Linked DNA regions of Homo sapiens: region 1 is linked to region 2. The links are chromatin loops, found by intact Hi-C in ENCODE. Cell type or tissue: MCF 10A. All regions are shown on one strand.

What was found. Peaks named below come from ENCODE experiments on the same cell type or tissue, not always from the same donor. Only the 100,000 strongest peaks of a DNase experiment are listed, where the experiment ranks them.
Region 1: it touches region 2 in a loop (9-fold over the local background); 12 of 110 quality-filtered maps call a loop at or near these places.

What each region holds. Positions count from the first base shown.
Region 1 is chr1:234,494,917-234,502,916 of GRCh38, forward strand. No RefSeq gene overlaps it. Among named protein-coding and RNA genes, the nearest start is that of TARBP1, 20 kb to the left of the region's middle. RefSeq lists enhancers at 219-428, 4,207-4,501, 4,496-4,545, 4,586-4,635, 5,046-5,135. In MCF 10A, a CTCF peak has its summit at 4,331 (motif pointing right); DNase peaks (open chromatin) are centred at 4,375, 5,505, 6,355, 6,745 and 2 weaker places.
Region 2 is chr1:234,921,898-234,929,897 of GRCh38, forward strand. No RefSeq gene overlaps it. Among named protein-coding and RNA genes, the nearest start is that of LINC02971, 31 kb to the right of the region's middle. RefSeq lists enhancers at 4,763-4,842, 5,603-5,692. In MCF 10A, no CTCF peak of the experiment used is centred here; a DNase peak (open chromatin) is centred at 4,074.

The DNA.
Region 1 (8,000 bases), 430 kb before region 2:
AAAATCCCACCAGAGTCCATATGTAGGATGAATTGGAGAAGGAGGGGAAACTGGAGACAGAGGGCCTAGAGAGGAGGCTGTGGTAATAGCCCAGACAAGAAAAAATCAGGGTCTTAAATGACACCGTATCAGTGGCCATGGAAAGAAAGGACTCTTTCTTTGAGGTTAGTGCCCATTTGCGATTGGTTGACCCTGATTTCAGCAAGATCTGGTCTCTGAGCCCACAATGTGCCTCTACCTTCTGGACTGTCAGCCTCTGTCAGAGGTAGAACATTTCTTCCCCTAGGGGATCCTTCCATGAAGAAACATCTCCATCTGCTTCATCTCCTGCTTCCTTGTGACCAAATGAAATCCACCCAGGAGAGCTCTGCATCACACACCAACGGTCTCAGGGCTGTTTCCAGCAGCAGCTTTGAAGGACAGCTTCTCCGAGCAGGAACTCCCACTGGGCAACTCAAGAAGCCTCTAGGCGACTCAGTCCCTTTAGCTATTTTTAGTGTGCCTTTTACATTCAGAAACTGGAAACCTTCTGTACAAACTCATTTTTTTTCTGCTTCCCTCAGGCAGAAAGTTTCAATCTTAAACCTTCATGCTAAATGACACAATGTTTGAGAATTTAGCTTACTTTCTTTCCTCATTGTTACCGCACTATTCATACCTCTAAGTATGCAAAGAGCTCTGAATCTTACAGTTCCGGCTCAAGCAGCAGTCAAATTGCAATGAATGAGGTCTCTAACTGTATTAAGACCATGATGTCAAGCTGGGGGTGGGGTGGGGAGGGTGTGCAAAACTATACAGTCATTGAGGGACACAAACTTCAACCTCCACCTCCACCCCAAACACACTACAAAAAGTAATGCCTTAAGCTTGAACATGAGCACCGTGTAAGAGGTCCTCACGTCCAGAGTTTGTCCTAAAAGATCTTTCTTTCCTTTCCTTTCCTTTCCTTTCTTTTCCTTTCCTTTCCTTTCTTTTCCTTTCCTTTTCTCTTTCTTTCTTTCTCTTTCTTTCTTTTTTCTTTTTCTTTCTTTCTTTCTTTCCTCTCTCTTTTCTTTTCTTGTTTTTTTTTTGTTTTTGTTTTTTTTTTTTTTTTTTGAGATGGAGTCACACTCTGTCACCCAGGCTGGAGTGCAGTGGCATGATCTCAGCTCACTGCAACCTCCTGCTCCCGGGTTCCAGCGATTCCTCTGCCTCAGCCTCCTGAGTAGCTGGGACTACAGGCACCCGCTACCACACCTGGCTAATTTTTGTATTTTTTAAGTAGAGGCAGGGTTTCACCATATTGGCCAGGTTGGTCTTGAACTCCTGGCCTCAGGCGATCCGCCAGCCTAGGCCTCCCAAAGTGCTGGGATTACAGGTGTGAACCACCACACCTGGCCATAAAATTTTATTTTTTAAAGAGCATTCTTTAGGAATAGGATATAACTAGCTTAAAAAAAAATCTACTTTAACATCTTATTTGCTTGGTACTATTAAGAATTCTAGAAGAAATTGAGCCATGTGACAGTAGAAACATTAATGTTTCATGTTCCATTTACTTTTTTTTTTTTTTTTTTTTTTGAGACATGCTGGAGTGCAGTCGCATGATCACAGCTCACTGCAGCCTCGATCTCCTGGGCTCAAGCCATCCACCCACCTCAGCCTCCCTAGTAGCTGGGACTACAAGCATATGCCACCATACCCAGCTGATTTTTTTCTTTTTTTTCATAGACCTGAGGTTTCTCCATGTTGCCTAGGCTGGTCTCAAACTCCTGGACTCAAGCAATTGGCCAGCCTCAGCCTCCCAATCATTTACTTTTTCTTACTTGCAGTACCCACTGCAGAAAGTCAGACTACTAACAAACGTCTATAATTGGCTAATCTCTGAAGTACTGGAAAAACATCCAGAAGAATAGGACATGAAGCTGACAACACGCTTCATGAGGAATATGACATAAACTTATCCCCCCTTGCCCAGTTTTTTACTTTGAAAATTGTCAAACATATGGAAAAGTTCAATGAATAGTACACCATTCAAGGGCACCATACTTCACCTAGATTCACTAGTTGTTTATAGTTTACCAATTTTCCTTCTCTTCCTCCATCTTTCCTCCTATATATGTGATGTATGTGTGAGTATTTACAGACACACACACATTTATATTCATATACGCCAAACCATTTGAAAACAAATTGTAAGCATGATGCCACTTCACCTTGTCACACGAACAGCCTGGCTGCTCACACAAAGCCTGTTCGTGGACTCTCTTCACGTGGACGCGCGTGACACACCTTAAGTGCTTTAATATGTACTCCTAAGAGCAAAAACATTGTCTTTTATAATCCCAGTGCCATTATTACACTCAAGAAACCTAACATTGATATTTTAAGGGACACTTTTTCAAAAAAAAGGTAAAATTATGACTCGTACAGATACTAAAAAAAAAAGTTAAAGATTTATTCAATTCATTAATAATGAGGAAACTGCAAGACGCTACTGCCAGTTCAAAAGATAATCCAAAGAAGACACACATTTATTGATAAGGATACTGAAAGGAATAAGCAAACTGAGGCAAAACTGGCTGCTTCTTGTCTGTGGTCAAGGATTGTTTTGCATTGTTATCCATGATCTACAATTTATTGAGTTGTAAAATAACTCAAAGGCCGTGAAAGGTGCAGAGCCCCTATAGGATCAAAATTAGATAACCCTGAAGGGTGGGTGGGTGGGTTCTAGACCTTTTCCTATAAAGGGCTAGATTGTAAATGTTTTTGGTTTTGCAAGCCATATGGTTTTTGTACAGATACTCAACTGTCAGTGAACATGCAAGTAATCTTAGACAATATGTGAAGGGTGAATGCTGCTGTGTGCCAATAAACTTTATTTACAAACACAGGTGGCCAGCTGGATCTGGCTCACTGGTTGTAGTTTGCCAACCCTGCTCTAAACAATGCATAATTTTCCATTGAAGCATACATTTTACCCTACAGATGCAACAATAAGATGTTGTTACGGGCTGAATTGTGGCTCCCCAAAATTCCTTTGTTAAAGTCCTAACCCCTAGTACCTCTGAATGTAACTGTAGTTGGACATAGGGACATTAAAAGGGTGATTAAGGTAAAATGAGGTCATGTTGGTGGGTCCTAACCCAATATGACCGATGTCCTTATAAGAAGAGAAAATTAGGACTGGGCACAGTGGCTCATTCCTGTAATCTCAGCACTTTGGGAGGCTGAGGCAGAAGGATCACTTGAGCTCAGGAGTTTGAGACCAGCCTGGGCAACATAGTGAGACCCCCATCTCAAAAAAAAAAAAAAAAAAAAGAAGAAGGAGAAGAAGAAGAAACAATGAAGAAAAGAGAAGGCAACTAGGACACAGATAGGCACAGAGGGAAGACCATGTGGTAACACAGAGAGAAGACGACCATCTATAAGCCAAGGAGAGGGGCCTCAGAAGAAACCAACCCTGCCAACACATTGGCCTTGGATCTTCAGCATCCACAACCGTGAGGCAATATAATAGCCCTAGCAAACGAATGCAGATGTCTTCCAGTTTTAAAAAGACAGCTACATAATCTTGGGTCAAGTGAACAGGATGCTATTTTTCCTTAAAATTGTTTTATTAGATGCAATATTTGCAAGATACATTTCAAAGGTGGAGATAGGAGGAAGGTTTTGATGTCAAACAAGTTTAGAAACTATAGCAAACTGTAGTTCCTTCTTAGAAATCCACTACATTCTCAGTATGTGTCATGCTCCTGAGATATCCTGCAATCAGGTCTGTTTAACCTTTGCGTAACCCTGACTTTCCCAAACTTTGAATGCCTTTTCAAAAAGAGATACAATTCTGATTAATAACACCATCATTCTTGGAACACACTTTGGAAACACTAGTATGAACAAAATATGAGGCAAATATTCTAAGGATATAAAGATGCCTGTGGACTGAGCCTTGAGAACTGTGGGATTCACAAGGCTGGAAGGGAATACACGCGTTCCAGGTAGGGGCGAAGGGAAGACTCCTGTGGCCCGTCATGTGGCGTCATGATGTGGAAAGCAAGGCACAGAGGGGCCACACTGCCCAGAGCCGAGTGCTTATGTTGCTGTGTGATAGGAAGGCTGGTCCTGAAGGAAGGATCAGTGCCCCCTTGTCAAAGAGAACCTGAGGCTTTCAGTATCCAGTTGTAGAATAAGGAGTGGAATTCGGAACATCTGGCCCTCGGTGTCTTCCTTTGGGGGCCCTGGTGATCACTTCCAGCAGAACTTTATCGCCCGCAATGGGTTCCTTCTATGAGGTCTGTCAATGGGGTAAAAGCCCGGATGGTGCGCCCAATGTCAGCCCGAAGCCACCAGATGGCGCGCGGAACCCGCAATGCACGTGCGCCAGCCTCGCGTTTGTCCCCGCACTGGCCCCAGGCCTTGGGAAATGTGTCTTTCCCCAGCCTTTTTACACTTTAGGAAGCTCTTCTTTAGAGAAGCATGTGAAACACCCCCCTGCACAACTGTGCTCCTCCTGCCCTTCCCCTCCTGGGGACACATCAGCAGCCCTTCCCTGGTTTGAAGAGTTTCCAAGCCGAGGAGTCTCTTGCATGTTTGTTCTACTGGAACTCGAAGCAGGAAGCACTGAGCTTCCATTTTGTAACCCACGATCCTGGTGAAGACAATCGTTAGGGAAAAAACATCTTAAGGATTGTGTGTTAGGGCAACCTCATTTCTGGCGTGAAAACAAGCCCCGCAAACACCCTGTTGTTACTCTGGTGTTCTGACTGCAAACACGGGGGGATGTAAGATTTTTACCTAATCCCAAACCTCGGCCCTGAAGAGTTAATGATGTTACTCATGCCACTGGGGCACAAAAGAAAGACTTGCATGTTCGGGTGGTTATGGCTTGCCCAGAGCGGTGGAATGAGCCATAAGGCTGAAGGCCAAGGGACTCGGGCCACCCATGCAGTGAAATAATCCCCCAGAAATGCGGTGCCGGGAGTGGAAATGAAAGTAAAGAGAACAGTCATTCCAGGGCATTGGCTAAACCTGACTAAACCTGACTGATCATCAAGCCTAAAGTTCTCTCGACTCCCAAAACTGCAAATCTCAGATTTTGGGAGGTACTGCGTAGAAACCAGGAAATGACAGAAATCAAGCAGTTGGAACACTGTTCTTGTCCAACTCTGGGTCTTAAGCTCTGTTCTCATTTTCAGTTCCAAAAGCAATGAATAATTAATAAGGTAGTTTTTGAATGGAAAGCACATTTCAATGGATGAGTGATGATTTCCGAAGGGCCTCTGACAGTTTCTGTTTATTTCCTTCCTTCTTTCTCTTTTTGAAATAAAACCGTGGAAGTGAAGACTGAAGCAATATTCAAATATACAACAGCCTGCATGTTTGACCCATCAGAAACTTGCACCAATAATGAAAAGCAGGATCTAATATCTACCTTGGCACCTGCTGTATGCCTCACACTCTGTTCCGTGTTTTTATGGAAGTGATGTCTCATTTAATCCTCACAGTCATGGCTTGGTAGTTGGCACTGGCCCAGGTTTTTAGATGAGGACTCTAGGCTCCTATGAGGTTAAGCAGCTCACCCAAAGTCACACAACTAGTAAACTTGAGAACTAGGAATTGGAACTAGGTATATCTGATTTCAAAGCCTCAGTTCCTCTTCCTTTGCCCATGCATTTCACAGACTCATGGGACCTCATGGAGTTAGAAGGGATCTGGGAGGGCATTTAGACGAATGCTCTAAATAATGCATGAATCTCTTTTCCAGCATTCTCTGTAAGTTGAAAGCTAAACAAGTGTGAATGTGCCTGAAATCAAAAGCTGAAGCTGAAAAAGAAGTCAGAGAAAGACTTCAGAATTCAGATAGAGGGCCTAAAATACATGTAATAGATTTTGTTCCTATTTTCTCTAAAAGTGGGACAGATGTATATATTTAAGTCTGTGAGAAGGCCAACAATGCACCTAAGGAATGAGTCCAGACTGTTGTTCTCTTAGCCCAGCTCAAACGGGAATAGTTGAAGAAAAATGACTAGGAAAAGAAGGCACGTGCTGGTATGGATGGGATGTCTCTGATATCCTGAAGATATGTGCACTGTAATTCAAAGAGATTCAGAGAAATGCCACTGTTTCAGCATACACATCCTCAGGTCCTGGAATGATAAGGCAAAAAGCTCTGCTCTCCCCCAATACTAGGGAAAGGTAACTAAGTGAGAGCAGGTGACCAGCCTCGGGCCACATAGCAAGGAGGTGGCAGAGCTAGAAATAGAACCAAGTGCTGAGTGTCTTGGTTGTGCCGTGGTGCTGCTCACCCTTGCTACCTCACACATCTTCCGTCATGACTGGCTCTGTGTGAATTTGGAAACTCAAAACCAGGTTTCAGTTTTCATTACATACTGGAAACTTGGCCTTGGATCACAAGAAGTTCACTATGGGGGCCGGGCATGGTGACTCACGCCTGTAATCACAGCACTTTGGGAGACCAAGGTGGGCGGATCATGAGGTCAAGAGATGGAAACCATCCTGGCCAACATGGTGAAACCCCGTCTCTACTAAAACTACAAAAATTAGCTGGGCGAGGTGGCACGCGCCTGTAGTCCCAGCTACTTGGGAGGCTGAGGCAACAGAATCGCTTGAACCCAGGAGGCAGAGGTTGCAGTGAGCCGAGATTGCGCCACTGTATTCCAGGCTGGCGACAGAGCCAAACAAAACAAAACCAAACAAAAAAAAATTCACTATGGTTTGTGAACCTTTCAAGCAAATGGAGCCAGGTTTCTGTCATGCGTCGACCCCCACCAATGCCAGGAGGGATGGATGGATTTGAGTGGGAATCAGGCACAATTCCATCAACGTGGTATTGACATGTCCCGGAGTGCATGCTGGCCTGGAAGGACACCTGGAAACGGGGGCCCTCTACAAATCCCAGGTGCCGTGGAGTCTTTCAGAGCCAGTCAGGGAATAACTTGGGGAGAGAGAGAGAGAAAAGGAGGGAATGATTTAGGAGGTGTGCATATTCATTTGCAAATGAAGTTATGGAAGTTGCTAGTGAGATTTTTATTGGTAATTAAGTGATAATGCCTGTGTAAAGCTGCTAGAGTTGGAATTCCTGTAAAATACTGAAGGGACTGAGGCCCTTTTGAGAAATGTCTTATTGTTTAGCATTTTCAGAAACAATTTAGGTTTCTGTAGTATCTTATATCCTGTAACTAGTAACTCCTCAAAGCATTCTTGCGAGGCAGGTCGCTGGGCTAACCTATTTGTGCACCTCCAAAGATTGTTCATTTACATGTAGAGGGTATGTTAGATGACACCTCTCTCTCTCTCTGTGACACACACACACACACACACACACACACACACACACGCTAGGATAGAGGATCAAATGTCCTTCACATGGCATGGCCAGGTAGAGAGTGTTTTGTTTTGTTTTAAATCATTAAGATCCTGTATATGATTAGCTTGAGATAATCCAGTTTAATTAGTGGAATTAGAGGAATTAGGAAGGATCCAGGTATGGTGACTACTGAAAGACCTTGAAAGAATTTATGTTTGGGGCCGGGTGCGGTGGCTCATGCCTGTAATCCCAGCACTTTGGGAGGCCAAGGCACGTGGATCACTTGAGGTCAGGAGTTCGAGACCAGCCTGGGCAACGTGGTGAAACCCCATCTCTACAAAAAATACAAAAAAAAAAAAAAATTAGCCAGGTGTCGTGGCACACGCCTGTAATCCCAGCTAGTCAGGAGGCTGAGGCAGTAGACTCACTTGAACCCAGGAAGCATAGGTTGCAGTGAGTCAAGATCGTACCACTACGCTCCAGCCTGGGTGACAGAATGAGACTCCATCTCAAAAAAAAAAAAAAAAAGAAAGAAAGAAAGAAAAAAAGAATTAGCATTTGAACTGCTATGACTGCTATGTAAAAAAGTAATCACTTTCTTCCCTTGCTGGCTGGCAGAGGTGGCCCCAACATCCACAAGGCTGGGAGAAAGTATCAAAGGAGAAAATCAAGAACCTGGCCCCAGTTCAAACTG
Region 2 (8,000 bases):
AACCAAGTCCCAGGCCAGAAAATGCATTGTCTGGAATGTTCCTTAGAAACAAATGAGTCTCTCTGTGATGCAAGGTTTAGACGGAAGCAGGCAGGTTAACGTGCCATGTGTCAGAAGTTTTCGTCTAGGTTGAGAGATGTCAATGAATGGCCTGGAGATAATGCTCACTGGGCATTTGGGAAAGTTAGCAGGACAGACATAGACTTCTACCAAGTACAGGGTGCAAAGGCCCACGGGTAACTCCTGAGGGGAGGTGGCAGGTGGGATGGGGAAGGGAGACCTCCAGGGAAAGGCTCTCTCAGTACTTACCTGTTTAAACTATTGGTCTTCTCAGTAAAATTTATTTAAACACACAAAGGCTGCCCCTGCATCATGTTTTTCCAAAATTGTCTGGTCCAGTTCCTTTCCCTCAGCGTTGTATTGTCTATTTAGTTTAGTTTTCTCCTCCTTTAATGAGGACTTACCAACTTTTTTTGCTTCAAAATGTCTATAACCAATTACACAGACTTTCATAAGAAAGATTTATCAAAACAGTAGACACACGTTACTGCCTTGGTCCTATAAACAGAAAATCACCCAGGACCATGTATTTGCAGAATGGCTTTCAAACTTAATCTATGGCTTAAAAGCTGAGACAATTATCAAAGGCTGTTAAGTTCACTCCTTAGTTTGAAAAAGCAGAACTAAAGTGGACACCCCTGTGTGTCCAGAGCTGCACCCTCCCCAAGGCAGGGCAAGGCACTCAGGGGCTTCTCCTTCCCTACAGGGCTGATGACCCAAAACACACACTTTGGTTCAACATTGGGAAAACGACAGCCCTATTCCTTTATTGCTTAAGGGAGAAAGAGGCATGTACAGAGGCCCACTGCTAACCCAGACCAGGAATCATTACTGGAAGGAAGAAACACCTGGAATCTATGGTCAAGGTCTTCTGTTTTCCTTCTGTCCATGGGTTTCCCAATCCAAGGGCTCGCCTCCCACTGGAGGCTCTCCTCAGCCAGGGCGATTAATTTCTGTGCCAGCAACATGCAGACAACCTCAAAAAAGGGCCCTTGCTCTCCTTCCATGGTGCTGCCTGCGCTTTCCTTCCAGTGGGGACTTTCCCATCATGCCCATGCTGTTGGAGGTGTGTTGCTGCCCATGCTTTCCCTCCAGTAGGAGCCTTCCCATCATGGCCCGTGTTGTTGGAGGTGATGATGCTGCCCACGCTTTCCCTCCAGTAGGAACTTTCCCATCATGGCCCGTGGTTGTTGGAGGTGATGATGCTGCCCATGCTTTCCCTCCAGTAGGAACTTTCCCATCATGGCCCATGGCTGTTGGAAGTGACGGTGCTGCCCAGAGTTTTCTCTCGCCAACCCCCCCACCTTTTCCCTGAGAGGGTGCCTCCATCCTGCAACTCCAACCACCTGCTGCTTTTGACGGCCAATATCTTCTGCACAAATTTCCCCTGTGAGCACCAAATCCAAATGCCCAACATCCTACTGGACAATAGATTTTCAAACTCAACATTCCCCAACTCAACTCCTCATCCTCCCCCTACTTCTTTCCCAAATGTATTGTTCTTATCTTTCTTCTCTCCCTGACTCCCTGCACGTATTCAACTTACCTACTTTTTTGCTTCAAAATGTCTACTACCAGTTATGTAGATTCCAAGTCCTCTAGATTCAACCTTAGTAAGGTCTTTGCTCCCACCCACTCCTCCATATCCCCACGGTGACAGCACCGTTTCCTGACCTCAGCACCTCCATCTGGCCTTGCAGTGCTCTTCAACCCACCCTGCAGGCTTGCCTTTCTCTGTCCATCCTCAGCAAACCACCAGGGCATCCGTCTAAGACAGGAAGCTCTGATCACCTTATTTTCCAGCTGAAACCCCTCAGTGGCTCTCCCTGGCGGGCCTCCCCCTCATCCTGCCTCCTGCTGGCCCAGGCCCATCTCATTCCTCATCCCCAGCTACACCAATGCCTGACCTTTCCCAAACACACTGCATCGTCTTGCACAAAGTGTCTCTGCCCGCCCTCCCCACCAGCAAATATCTTCTGTCTCTCATGCTTCCATGCACCACCCCCATGAACACATTTCCCCAGCATAGTGCAACGCACCCTTGGTGCACACTGCTCCCTGGGCAAGAATTTTTTTCTCCTTGCCAGCTCAGCTACTGGACTATAAGCTCCTTGCAGGCAGACATTAGGTCTTGATTCTCTTCCTCACATCCCTCGTGTCTAGCATAGTACCTGGTACACAGAGAGTACATAATGAATATTTAGGGAAAGAGGCAAGAGAAGGGAGAGGAGGAGAAAAGAGAAGAACAGAGAAGGAGAAGGAAAGGAAAGAGTCAAAAGACCAACAGAATTGGGTTGTACACTGCCCACATACCTGGGGAGTTAAGATGCGTGTGCACATTGTGTGTGCACATACACACACACGATGCTACGGTCCTTTCAACAACTTAGCATCATAACTCCAAGTGCAGCTCAAGTTGCAAATTGTAAATCTACTTAGAGAGCCACAGCATTTTCCTTGGAAGACATTTACGGAGTATTACTCGGCACATGCCACCGAAGGCCCTCCATGGGTCAGGCCTCGTGCTAGGCACTAGGAAGACAAAAAACGGGTGAGAATTTGTTTTTACCATTGAGAAGCTCAGAGGAAAAATCTGGGCAGCAAACAAATGGGCCAAATCTGGCCAGCAGCTGTTTTTGTAAATAAAGTTTTATTAGAACACAGCCATGCCATTTACTATCAGGCTCTTTGCAGAAGACATCTGCTGGCCTTGCCCTAGGTAGTAGAGGCCTCAAGGCCCTTGGCCTTGTCCACTGCCAACAGCACACAGCCCCTTGCTAAGTGCTCAACAAATGCATCCTCAAGGCTCCAGAAACTCTCTGGAGTCGGGCTCACTGGTGGAGAAGAACTCCTCCTCTTTATCTAATATTAAAATAAGTGTGCATTTTCCTCCAAGCAAATGTGTGCCACCAGAAGAGGCAGCACAATATCCGGCAGCTGTTGGTGACCTCTCTACAGACATGACGGACTCATTTCCGGGACCGGCCCCTTATACAGAGACTTCCATCCAGCATCCTCACAGTGTCTGGCCTGGGCTGTACAAATCCAGAGACCTAGAAACAGAAACTGTGATTCCTCTCGAGAAGTGAGGCTGCTATGTGGCTGGCGTGCACACCACACTGCCAGCTTCGGGCTCTATTGCCTTATCTTAAATTACAAACTCTACCAGAAGAAAATGTCACCCTTCTGCTGGGGTCCGGAAGGCTTTGTGTGTGTTAACAATCATCTTGGAACCTGCGCTCAAGACGACCTCAAGCACACTTTGTTCTTCAGCTCTGGACGTGTCGTGGCCGTCAGGGTGAAGAGAGAGATGAGAACAGAGGCTTGGACAGGACAGCCCTGGCTGACCAGTCAAGTGTAGAAGACACATACATACATTTCCTTTTTTCCTTTTCTTTTTCAACTTTTATTTTAGAGTCAGGGAGTACCTGTGCAGGTTTGTTACAAGGTATATAGCATGATTCTGAGCTTTGGGGTACGATTGGCACCCAGGTAATGGGCATAGCACCCAACAGGTAGTTTTTCAGCCCTTGCCCCTCCTCCCCTGTCCCTGGTCTAGTAGTCCCCGGTGACTATTGTTCCCATCTTTATTCATGATAGCAAAAACACAGAATCAACCCAGTTTCCCATCAATGGTGAATTGGATAAAGATGTGGTTCATATACACCGTGGAATACTACACAGCCATAAAAAAGAATGAAATCAGGTCTTTTGCAGCAACATGGATGTGGCTGGAGGCCATTAACCTAAGCGAATTAATGCAGGAACAGAAAACCAAATATATCATGTTCTCACTTATCAGTGGGAGCTAAACACATACCTTTCGGAAGGCACCAGAACACTGGTTTGTTCCTGCTTTGTCTTGGCACCAACCCACTTGGCCCCTGACTCATCTTTCTCTACAACACTCCTGTTTGCTTTTCTCTACCATGGAGAAGGTATGTCTCAGTGGAAGAACTATGGGAGGTATTCAGCCCAAACATCCTCTAAGACAGTAAAGTGTTAACAGCTTAGAAAGAGCTGCAGACTATTAAAATGTGAGCTGCGTTAGTCAGCTGAACCGAGAATTCTCATCCTGGCCCTTGCTCTTGGAGGGAATGCATGCCTTAGTGCTTACTCAGCTCTTAAACAGGGTTTGTTGTTTTGTGTGTTTTTGTTTCCCGTGACTGTGTGTGTTTGACTTTTTTTAAACTGTGGTTTAAGAAAAAAAAAAAAAGTTGATCAGTAAGTCAAAGTGTCAGAACTGTCTGGGTTGAAGCAGGCACTCATAGGGAAGCAGGAAGACCAGTCTGTAGGTTTAGGGGAGGGGAGCAGAGGAAACAGAATTTTCATTCCACACCAAGCCTGCAAAATCATACAGACAGGAGAGCCCAGACAAAGCTAAATGTCATTTTCTTTATCCTAATTTATTGATTTCTGCTGGCTGTCGGGAGCTCTCGGGGAGGAAGCATGCTGAGTCCATAGCTAATGCTTTTCGTTGTTCTCACAGTTAGTGGGCCCTGGAGCTTGGGGAAGGGGGTGGCATAAGTGCAGGGAAATGGTGACGAGATGCAAAAGAATCATGGTGGCCAGAGCAGAAAATGTGTGCTCACATTTCTCTCTCTGCAGTGTTTCTGAAATGGCCTCTTCATTTACTTGAAAGAGACCTCATGCCAAAAAATGCATAGCATCATCCCCCACCTGCTCAGTCATGCCTTGAATCTCAAGCCCAGAAACGCAACTGCTGCCGGTGGGGGGTGCACCCCAAAAGTCCTCATCCTGAGAACACCTGTTAAAAAGTCCACGATGGCAGAAATCCCTGGTGCTGCATGGAGAATCTCCACTCAGGTGCGTCACCCCCTAGACGTTAGGAAGGTCCGGGGCAGGTGTCCGGTGGGGTCAGGGAGACACGCAGGTTCAAGGTTGTTCTACAACCCTGAGAGAAATGTCTGGGCCTCAGAACGTCAAGAGAGCTGGTTCTTCAGAGTTCTATTTTCCATTCCGCTACTTTGAGAGGGATGTGGGCTTTCATTGTGCTCGTTATTTTCATGAAAACTCATTACAAAACTGAAACCAACATCACAGAACAATGAGGAATCACCAGCCCATTGAACAAGTGCAGAGCGGCACATATGACCACTGCAATGCTTCCTTTCCAAAGCTCTTTTGCTCTTGCGTGGAGTGGCCCCCGCCACGGGCTTTCCCAGGTCACACCTGCTCCACACTTCTCTCCAGGTGCCTCTGTCCCCTGAGGCCTCACCTCGGGCCCGGGTCGCCCTGCACAAACAGCCCCTGGGCGGGCACACAGCACTGACTCTGCTGCAGTCTCCAGGTTCCCGAAGCCAGCTGCCTACTGGACACTGCACCCTTAAAGTCCCACCGATGCATCCCCAACAGGGTCTCCTCCACGGCCCCCCTTCCTGGTGAAGTCTGATCAGCTTCCAGCCACACAGATGTGAAGACTCATTGTCTCCAAGGAGCCCCAGAGTCCGGTTGATTCCCCTTCTGAATGTCTCCTCATTCTGACCTCCTCCTTCTCACACCCACTGCCCTCCACCCAGCCTGGCCTCAGCCCAGAAGGGCCTCCTCTCCAGCCTCCGTCCGGGTCTCTGTCACCTCACCTGTACTCTGCCCTCCACCTCACCTCTACTCTGCCCTCCGCCTCCCTCTGGAAGGCTGCTGTCCTCCTCCGGGGTCCTTCACTGCTCACTGAACCACCTCTCAGTCTGACCTTCAAGGACCCAAATCTACCAACTCACTCTTCTCTTATTCTCTAACACCAACCCTCAACACCATCAGGCTGTCCCCTGCCACTCCATGAATGTCCGTCCCTCATACCTGTGTCCCCACCATCACCTTATTTAAAATGCCTCTCCCTCTGATCTGCCCATTCAACGCCTCATCGAAGCCCAATTCCAGTCCCTCCCTCCCTGTGGCAACCTTGCCTGACTCTGCAACAACTGCAACCCCATCCTTCTCCCTGCCTTTGTGTCCCCATGTTGCTTCATTATAGTGGGATGTCAATAGGCATTAAAAGGTTGCTGTCTCCTCTACTTCCTTGTACCCATTGTCAAAGACCCCCACCGGCTTGTTCGCAAATTCAGAAAAACGTTCCCCTTCCTCAGAACACTACTGCTCAGAGATTGTCGCATTTACCAAGTCTGTTCACATTTATGAACACATTTATGAAGCCTGAGATGAATGGTGGCCCTAGGACTGCTGGTGACAAACCCGCCTGAGCCCAGCCCCCAAGGTGGCAGGATCACTTCCTACCCACTGTGCACACCAACTTCAGGTTCTTCATTTCCCAGCTTTCAAGTAGGCTTTGTCTATCTCTAGCGGAAACAATAAATAGTCTGAAAACCAAAGCACTTTTGATTTGCAAAAGGCAGGCTGCACTGAGAAAGAGATTTCTCTTAGAATTCTGAAGGATGCCTTCACACATCAAGAACCAAGTTAGAGCTTGGGAGTGCAGGTTTATGCCATGACTATGAGGAGCAGAAGTGAACAGAAAAATGTGGGTTGATGTCAGAGAATAGCTATTTATCTACCGGAAAGGAAATGATGGATTACCAATAGGCAAGAAGAAGGGAATCCACAGAGAATATAGCTTAGACACTTGGGACGAAACTGGAAATGTTTCCCCCAGCTCTCCCCCTCCAAACCGTGCCCCTCCCCCAGTGAAAACGCCAGCAGGGGAGGCAACCAGAAGTCTCAGAAACCCCAGGTGGGCTTGGAAGGAACTAATTAGCTTGGGAGAGCTAATATCTCAAAACAGTATTTACCATCTGATGGATTTTCCCTTCATGGGGATGCATCTCCTCACCGACACTGTAAATCAGCTGCCGGGGCAGGCCCGTGGCACAGGTGTGCACACACCTGGCAGCCTCAGCTCTATTCTCTGCTCACCAGAGTCCAGCAGCCAGCACATAATCCCCTTGTTAATACACTGCTCCACTCCTAATAAGAGCAGGGCAGCGTCCCAGGGCCTAAGGTTTACAGAGACTGCTGAAGAAGGGGCAGTTGGGTCCTTCACTCTTTGGTAGGGGAAGCAGGATAAAAGGGGCTGCTAGAATGTATGGCAGCGTGGAGGGCTGAGCAATGATTCAGAGCTGGGGGATCAGGGATGGCTTCATGGAAGAGGTGGAAATTGGCTTGAGTCTAGAAGGGTGAAGAGCGTGTGATATTGTTTCTTCATCGTCCACCTTCCTCAGACCAAGGAGAAAAGGGGACTTGGCCCCGTCAGAGGAGGTCACTGCCTGCTCCCTGCAGGGACAGGCGGGCCTGGCATCTACACCCTAGATTGGGCCCCTAACTCTACTTTGGTTAACTCTCTAACCCAGAAAGCATTCCTTCACCTCTTGAGCCCGTTTTTTTCCTCATAAAATAGGAAGAGTCACGTTGCCTCCCTTGCCAGTTTGCTGTGAGAATTAAGTGAAAGAGCAGAGTTACATTTCATCTGTGCTGACTTCCTTTCGGTTATGGACTGAATGTTTATGCTCCCCACAGCCCAACCAAAATTCCTATGTTGAAAAAAACCCAACTCCAAAGGTAACGAATGGCATTAGGAGGTGGGGCCTTTGGGAGGTGATTAGGTCCTGAGGTTGGAGCCCCTGCAAATGGGATTAGTGCCTTTATCAAAGGGACCCCAGAGAGGAGTCTCATTCTCTTCCCACCATGCAGGGACACAGCTAGAATGTGCCATCTGCAGTCCAGAAGAGGCTCTCACCAGAACCCAACCATGCTGGCACCCTGATTTCAGACCCCCAGTCTCCAGAACTGTGAGGAAGAACTGCGTGTTGTTTATAAGCCACTGGGCTCTGGTACTTTGTTACAGCAGCTGAAGCTAAGACATTTTCCCTCCTTCTTTAATAGGGATGATGGGCAGTAAAAAGCTTAGAGGAATTCAGCTGGACGTGGTGGCTCACACCTGTAATCCCAGCACTCTGGAAGGCCGAGGC